Linked DNA regions of Mus musculus: region 1 is linked to region 2. Evidence: chromatin loops called from intact Hi-C (ENCODE). Cell type or tissue: heart. All regions are shown on one strand. Each heading gives the region's core, and the rest is flanking DNA. Links, peaks and the distances in the headings are about the cores only. Region 1 overlaps Uxs1 (UDP-glucuronate decarboxylase 1). Region 2 has its middle 31 kb from the start of Tpp2.

The links. Hi-C counts contacts between places; a loop is a spot of excess contacts. Peaks named below come from ENCODE experiments on the same cell type or tissue, not always from the same donor. Only the 100,000 strongest peaks of a DNase experiment are listed, where the experiment ranks them.
Region 1: it touches region 2 in a loop (6-fold over the local background); 19 of 42 quality-filtered maps call a loop at or near these places.

What each region holds. Positions count from the first base shown.
Region 1 is chr1:43,758,390-43,762,790 of GRCm38, forward strand. It overlaps Uxs1 (UDP-glucuronate decarboxylase 1), which reads right to left. Exons shown (of 15, transcript NM_026430.4): 11 at 2,132-2,175. Among named protein-coding and RNA genes, the nearest start is that of Ecrg4, 30 kb to the left of the region's middle. In heart, for the core only: a CTCF peak has its summit at 1,915 (motif pointing right); no DNase peak of the experiment used is centred there.
Region 2 is chr1:43,901,225-43,905,625 of GRCm38, forward strand. It overlaps the pseudogene Gm8241 and the pseudogene Gm26352. Among named protein-coding and RNA genes, the nearest start is that of Tpp2, 31 kb to the right of the region's middle. In heart, for the core only: a CTCF peak has its summit at 1,746 (motif pointing right); no DNase peak of the experiment used is centred there; H3K27me3 peaks cover 216 bases.

The sequences.
Region 1 (4,401 bases), core at 122-4,121, 140 kb before region 2:
CAAAGTGACTTTTAAGAAATATATAACATGCCTTTGTTATGTGAATGAGGACACAACCCAGCTATGAAAGTATCAGACATGTCATGCCAGATGCGAATGCAGGTGACCATGTAGGCCTTAGGTCCCTGTAGTGCTGCTGAGGCAATTGTGGCTCTGGGGACAATTAACCAAGGACAGTAACTACAGATTGAACACTGTACTCTTTTACTGGGAAGTTTAAAAAAAAAAAATCAGTTTTTTAAAAGGGTAGGGGATATGTCAAAAATAGCCAAACTTTGGTCAGTTCTCTACTAAACAGTGTTCATCAGGAAACTGACCTACAATGTGCCTACATCCCGGTGATCTCAGATACCAAGACAATGGCAGCATTGCAGAAAAAGGCTCTGCTGAAAGAGTTCACATCTATGAAGAGGGAAACTACTTACATCCTCTTTCCAAGGTATCAGGTAGGTATAGGAGGTGACCATGCAGATCACAGCTACTAGGTGTGTGAGCTGTGGCCATGAGGCCTGGTGCCAGGTGTTTTGTTCCAGCTGGGATGGTACCCAGCATAGGCATTGCTGAATTCTTAAAGTATTTTAATCATCTACCTTTTTCCCCCACCAAATGTATCTGAGGCCACTTAATTTTGTATGAGAGGCCACTGAAACCAGGAAGGAGACAGGGTTCTACCCAGTGTCCGCCCCGTGCATTACATCCAGTCTTATGGTGGGAGAAGATGAGAAAGTCTGAGGCCCTGAGTTCAAGGTTGAATCTCTGTACTTGAAGACATTAAGATCTCCTTGGAAGTGCATGACTGAGGGGTGGGTGAAGGGGGATGGGATGAAAACACATTGTTATTATTATTATGAAGAGATGGTTCAATACACAGCTACAGAAATGAGCCCCAGTAGATTTCTCCAAGCACACAGTCCAAGCTTTGCCCTCTAAAACAGAAACTGTCCTGAGGGAGGGATAGACAATTTCTCCCTGTGAAACTGTCTCTTGGAATAAGCTAACCTATTGGGCAACACATGATCAGCTAACTTTCACTTCAGGAAATGAACACTGACTGTGGTATGCATTTATTAACAGCTTCTTCTGTATCTCATTTAAGAGTTTGCGTACTTTTTTTTTTTTTTTTTTTTTTTTTTGGTTTTTCGAGACAGGGTTTCTCTGTATAGCCCTGGCTGTCCTGGAACTCACTTTGTAGACCAGGCTGGCCTCAAACTCAGAAATTCGCCTGCTTCTGTCTCCTGAGCGCTGGGATTAAAGGTGCGCACAGAGAAATGTCTACTCTAGTTATTTTAACTTTCGAGAAAAAAATAAAGCAGGATTTCCATTTTTCTAAGTGACTTCTATTATGCTCCTTATCTAATGAGACATGGTCGCTCAGGCTGAGGCTGGAAGTTGCTCAGACCTGCACTGATAGCTAACACCTTACTCTACAGTACCCTGGGAAGGCTCTAAGACACCTGGGGTGGCATTTCCTGGCCAACATACATTTGAGGTATTTGCATTTAAGAGCAAAAGTACATGTGTTAAAATACAGAACTAGGTTTTACAATGACCAAGGATTTGGAAATCTCCATGGAGTTCGTAACAGCTATGTAAATGTGGAAGGTGCTTCAGTGTGGTAAGTGGATATCATTACCAACTGTGCTGACCAACAAAATTCTAGGTAGAATTCCAAAGACAACAATAAAAGTCATCAAGCAAAAGTATTAAGGAATATGAGCCTGCCTCAGCTTCAAGACAGGATCACCATTAAGACACTCTTACCTTATATTCTTAAAGACTTCTCCATGATAAAGAGCTATGTTTTCAAAAGTTGGTCAGACATCTGAACCTGCAGGTTTGATGGGTGACTAATTGGCCTGCAGCATTAATTATTCAAGCTCCCCTCAGTGCTGGATAACTTTTATCTATGCAACACTAGGTGGCAGTAAAAGATTAGCCAGGAATCACAGAAATAGTGGATCAAAATCAACTTTATCTTCTAAACAGAGAAGCAAGAAGTTCCCAATCAAATATTAAAATTGGCTTAGTGCACAGGTGAGCTGTGGAAGTAACCAGCATGTAGAATACACAGTACAATACACAGTTACTGCTGCCTTCTACTCAGAACCAAGGACAATGACAGGAGCCTTACCTTACGTACTGGAATGCCCGTGTCTGAGACCCAGAGCCATAGACCTAGAAGGAAACCAAGAGTTAGACTTGAGAAAAAACACCCTGGCACTATTAGTAGGGCTCCTTGGAATCCCGTGGGTCTGACTTCAGAACCCGTCCTTGAAGAAGCACTGACATGGGCTTACAACAATTTAAGGTTTACAAACCCTCTAACTTTCATACCTCGTCAAAGGAGCTTCTCATTGCATCAGACAGAATCTATCCCAGAAAACCACAAGTGGCCAAAATACAGAGAACTGATCATGGAGTGCTCACCCTCACCATACATCTACAGCACAATTTCTCTACCCAAGGCTCAGGGAACATTATGGACAAGAGGATGGCAGACTTCTGAGAGCCAGAGGAAATCTGCTGTGAGATGAGACTGTGTCTCAAAGAAATGACAAGAAGATACACCCATAGTACTGCAACAGTGTGGCTGCTGAACAAGATCCAGTGACAACATGTTAATAAGGCTTGAAACCTAGAAAAAGAACGACAGGTAACTAACAACTACTCAGAGAGGGACAATTAGTCTTCCCAGGGATGGGCCCCTTAATTAGTTACACAATACCAAGTGATCAGTCAGCTCTGAAATCATATACACATAAGCAACACGGAATGGACTCAGAAAGTGTATTTATGTATTTAAATGTTTGTATGTTTAACAACAATAATAATAATTAATAATAATAACAACAATAAACATAATCAAAGGAAAAGAGGCTATAAATTTAAAAGGGAGTAAAGGGGAATGGGAAATACTGGAGGAAGATGATACAGGAAGGATTGAGGGAAGGGAAAGGAAGGAAATGATATAATTGTATTTTAATTAAATTATTAAGGAAAATGAGAACATTTTGAGCACATCTTATATTCTGTACTTCAGCACTGATACTTACTATGAGTGTGTACACATATATCAAGTTTTTCTTCAAAAGACTGTGTCCAAGAACCGGCTTCTATCCATGTCTTACTGTTTGTCAGGCATGTAAAACCCTGGGAACTGCAATCCTGGACTCTATTTGTGCAACAGACAGACCTTACACACAAATAATGTGACGAATATTCAGTGGAAGCTCTCCAACATGGATGACTATTATAAGTGGTAGAATTCTGCCTAGATAGGCTGGTAAACTGTGGGCCAGACTTGTTCATATTTGTACAGCTGGCTCTGAGGGACTTCCAACATATAGCTAAGATCAAGCTAAGATCCTCTAGATGACTGATAGGATGACAGATTTAGAACAGCCTTGGTCCCTCTAAACCAAGAACTCAGTCAGAGGACCTGAACACTCATAAAAATTCCACCATGGCAGGAATCAGCAGTTAAATCAATTTATAATGGGAAGCAGGTGGTCCTGGTGAGTAGGATAAACTATTTCTTGTGAGACCACCAACCCTTCCTATCTGACTAGGTCTGTCTGCATAACGGTTCAGTCTAGGGCTATACAGTTGTATTTCTACTGCCCTAAAAATACCAATTCCTGAGTACCAGCCACAGCTGGATTTAGTTGATGTGGGGGTGGGGGGGACAAAGCTTACTACTTTCAAGCTCCTGGAATGATTCTGAGGTGTAGCCAAGGCTCAGATCTATGTAGTACACACTCAGAGAGACTCCCAAGTCCCCAGGATTACTATCACAGATATTTCACTTCTGATCTGCAAGATCTTGGTTCAAGACTGAGAATTCACCCAGACTGTCATGCTGTCGAGACGCAATTTAAAATCCTGCTTGCTCTGTTCAACACTGACCATGCATGCCTAGCTCAGAGATGTATGTTTTTAGGTTCTACCTGAGGATGGAAGGCTCACGAGAAAAGGCAAAACAGTACTACATATCGAGATGTCTGCTGACAGGATCCAGAAACTGCCGGAGCAAATCTCAGCAAAGGAGCAATGAGGACAGAGCCTTGAAAGGCACTTACTGCCTTGATGATGAGAGTGAATGTGCCCTCTTGGCTCACAGACCTGCCTGCCTGCCTACGGGGCAGAAGCTACTCCTTGTCCACAGGCCAGGCAGAGTAGGTGCTCAGCTATACTCTTGAGTCTGCACAGCATTACACTCTGGTGTCTACATGGTCCCTCTAGCTGCACTTTACAAGATGAGAGAGATTTAAGGAGATTCTGGAGACTCAAAATTGCTCTCAGGGGATTAAGTGCTGCATATGTTCAGGTCACAGCAATATGGTGACCTAGGAGTCACCAAGATGTCCAGGGAGGAGGGGGCAGCAGGAAATCCAATGGGAG
Region 2 (4,401 bases), core at 148-4,147:
TATACCTGCAAAATGGTACCTGATTCTGTCTTAGTTCAGTGAGCCATAGGTCAGGCAGCTAGGTGGTTAGGTGGCTAAATGGCTTAAAGGTTGTCAGAGTAGAACAAGGAGCTCCTGACAGCACTGAGTCAGGGACAAATGGAGGGAAGACAGAGGGATTGCCACCTGAAGCTAGGAAGCAAGGAACCGGCATATCGCCTCTAGTGATTTACAGTGCTTCCTTCCAGGTCAGTTCAGTAGGTCCTATAAGGTTCTCTCACGCTGCCACCCATGGAGCTAAGTCCCCAGCGTTTTTTGTAAACCTTTTGAAGATGAATTTAGTCGCAAAATTAAGCTAAGCAATTTCCACTTCAGGCTTTGCAAGCAAAAAGCTATTGATCCTTCTCATCCTGGTGCTGAGCAGTTTTAGACCTGGTTAGTGCCCCTTGGACACTGATTGCTCCATTAACCGTCCCTGGGGAGGATGGATGTGCTTACTTGTGGTATGGGCAGGCAGTGGGTCTGTGTCTTAACACACAGTGCGGTGCTGGGCAGTCTGGAGAAGGCCCTTGGTGAAAGGCTGTTACTGAAGAGTTGGACAGTTTGGGTTAGCTCCCTGCACTGGTGCTGACCGCTCCCTGCACATCCTTTCCCTCGACTGTGAAAGCTCGTACAAGGTAATTTACATATTTGCTTTCTGTTGAAATAACTGTAAGGGTTAAATCTACCAGTTGTTTATGTCTTGTATACAGAGTGTCTTATACCTCATCTCAATTGCTCCATACAGTATCCACATTTCAGTTCCAATTAATATTTGGCATCTGTGTTGATATCTAGGAAACACAACTGCCCCATGAGGAATCATGACATCCTATGACCTGTCCAAAATGCAAAAGTGGTATGCAAACCTACCTCTCAAATTAAAAAATGTGAATCCAGTTTGCTGTCAAACTCTTAAAATGTATCATGATAGCCAATGAAATTGGAACACTACTCTAGGCTGCTTGGGAGAGGCCTTCAATATTGAATCTATTATTCCAACACAGCTATTATTTTGGAGATGTCCTTCTTAACATGGTGTTAAGGTGTGTCTCTGTATTTTAAATTGTTAGTTCTATACTGGCAGAGAGCTAAGTGCCAGTAGGATTTGCTATTGTAATTTCTATGATCCATCACCTGGTTTTCAATTTTGTAAATGTTTGTCCTTTCTCAGTTGCCTAAAGGCTATTTAAGATTTACCAAGTGTTGTCTCACTGCCGATTGGTTCTAAGAAAGAGCTGAGGACTGATAGCTGGGGCAGGAAATATGAAGATAAAATTTCCAGGCAAAGAGTATACCATAGGGGAAGGCAAGCTGAAGGAAGAAATTTGAAAGCAAGGAAGAAAGGGAACTGATACTGACTTCAGAGGGGCCAGGAGGTATAGAGCTAGCCATGTGGTGGGTTGTTGGCTAGAACAGTCAGGTTAAGTTTAAACAGTAGCAGAAGGCCTAAGCTTTAAACTGTATTAAAAGTATTCATGTCATTATTTAGACCACTAGTGGGCCCAAGAAAGTCCAGCATTACATTATTTTAGCCTAGGATAAACTTTTTCATGTCCATTCTTCTTATCACATAGTATAAACTCTTATCTAGCATGAACTCAAGCATGGCTAGTGCAAATCCTGATTAGGAATAATTTCTCACTCAATTAACAAAGTATCACTAGAACATTAAAAAAAAAAGGATTATTTCATTTCAGGTTTGGCTGCTTTGTCACTTTTGTGTCAGTAGGTGGCAGAGAGGACACATGCTATGTCTACTTTCAGTGTTCTGACCTATGAACATCTGAATGATTAGTAGCCTAAAATCCCTGGAAAAAAGTAAGCCTGAGATCAAAGACCGGTCTATCACCAGGGTTCCCAGACAGAGAGCTAGACTGTGGTCACCACTAGTCTGGCGCCATGCAGGCCTGAATGTTCAGACCATGCCAGAGTTGACGCCTACACAGTACATGAGTGGGGCATAGCACACCTGAGACCAATTCTGAGATGACTCCAAGTACTCAGCGACCCAGACCATCACTAAGAGGAGAAAGTAAGTCACGGAGAATGGAAGAGAAAGAGAAACAGAAGGATATGGGCACAGTGATTAGACAGAGAGAGAGAGAGAGAGAGAACTGGAGACTCAAGAATAGTGAGGACCAACCTCATGTGAGTAGTAGGTGATGCTACATGAGGCCATGTGGGGTCCTGGCCTAGGCTACCACCAGGGATCACATCAGCTCTTTCTAACTCTGTGAAGAACTGAGTTGGAATTTTGATGGGGATTGCATTGAATCTGTAGATTGCTTTTGATAAGATAGCCATTTTTACTATTTTAATCCTGCCAATCCATGAGCATGGGAGATCTTTCCATCTTCAGAATTCTTCTTTGATTTCTTTCTTCAGGAATTTGAAGGTCTTGTCATTTACATCTTTCACTTGCTTGGTTAGAGTCACACCAAAATATTTTATATTATTTGTGTCTATTGTGAAGGGTGTTGTTTCCCTAATTTCTTTCTCAACCTTCTTATCCTTTGAGTAGAGGAAGGCTACTGATTTGCTTGAGTTAATTTTATATCCAGTCACTTTGCTGAAGTTGTTTATCAGCTGTAGGAGTTCTCTGGGTGAATTTTGTGGGTCCCTTATGTATACTATCATATCATCTGCAAATAGTGTTATCTTGACTTCCTCCCTTCCAATTTGTGTCCCTTTGATCTCTTTTTGTTGTCTAATTGCTCTGGCTAGAATTTGAGGACAATATTTAATAGGTAAGGAGAGAGTGGGCAGCCTTGTCTAGTTCCTGATTTTAATGGGATTGCTTTGAATTTCTCCCCATTTAGTTTGATGTTGGCTATTGGTTTGCTTTTTATTGCTTTTATTATATTTAGGTATGCGCCCTCAATTCCTTCTTTCTCCAATACCTTCAACATGAATGGGTGTTGTATTTTGTCACTGGCTTTTTCTGCATCTAATGAGATGATCTTTTTCTTTGAGTTTGTTTTTATAGTGGATTACATGGATGGATTTTCATATACTGAACCATTTGTGCAGCCCTAGGATGAATCCTACTTGATCATGGAGGATGATCATTTGATGTGTTCTTGGATTCAACTTGGGAGAATTTTATTGAGTATTTTTGCATTGATATTCATAAGGGAAACTGGTCTGTAGTGTTCTTTCTTTGTTGGGTCTTTTTGTGGTTTAGGTACAAGTGTAACTGTGGTTTCATAGAAAGAATTGGGTAGAGACAACCGACCACCTTCCTGGAGAGAGCCACAGAGCTTCTGAGGTGGCGCCACCTTTGGCTCCAGACAACCGACCACCTTCCTGGCCAAAGCAACACAGCTTCTGGGAAAGATCCTGTTTTGGGCCTTCATCTTCAGCCAGGAGGAGGTGCAAACACCAGATAACTGTGCACCTTCCCTGAAAGAGGAGAGCTTGCCTGCAGAGACTGCTCTGACCACTGAAACTCAGAGGAGAGAGCTAGTCTCCCACGTCTGCTGATAGAGGGTAACAAAAGCAACAGAGGAACAATCTCTAAACAAAGACAACTATAACAACTAACTCCAGAGATTGCCAGATGGCGAAAGGTAAACGTAAGAATCCTACTAACAGGAACCAAGACCACTCACCATCATCAGAACCCAGCACTCCCACTTCGCCCAGTCCAGGACATCCTAACACACCTGAAAAGGTAGACCTGGATTTAAAAGCATTTCTCATGATGATGGTAGAGGACATAAAGAAGGAATTTAATAACTCACTTAAGGAAATACAGGAGAACACTGCTAAAGAGTTACAAGTCCTTAAAGAAAAACAGGAAAACACAACCAAACAGGTAGAAGTCCTTATAGAAAAACAGGAAAACACATCCAAACAGGTGATAGAAATGAACAAAACCATACTAGACCTAAAAAGGGAAGTAGACACAATAAAGAAAACCCAAAGTGAGGCAACGCTGGAGATAGAAACCCTAGGAAAGAAATCTGGAACCATAGATTTGAGCATCAGCAACAGAATACAAGAAATGGAAGAGAGAATCTCAGGTGCAGAAGATTCCATAGAGAACATCGACACAACAGTCAAAGAAAATGGAAAATGCAAAAGGATCCTAACTCAAAACATCCAGGAAATCCAGGACACAATGAGAAGACCAAACCTACGCATAATAGGAGTGGATGAGAATGAAGATTTTCAACTCAAAGGACCAGCAAACATCTTCAACAAAATTATTGAAGAAAACTTCCCAAATCTAAAGAAAGAGATGCCCATGAACATACAAGAAGCCTACAGAACTCCAAATAGACTGGACCAGAAAAGAAATTCCTCCCGACACATAATAATCAGAACATCAAATGCACTAAATAAAGATAGAATACTAAAAGCAGTAAGGGAAAAAGG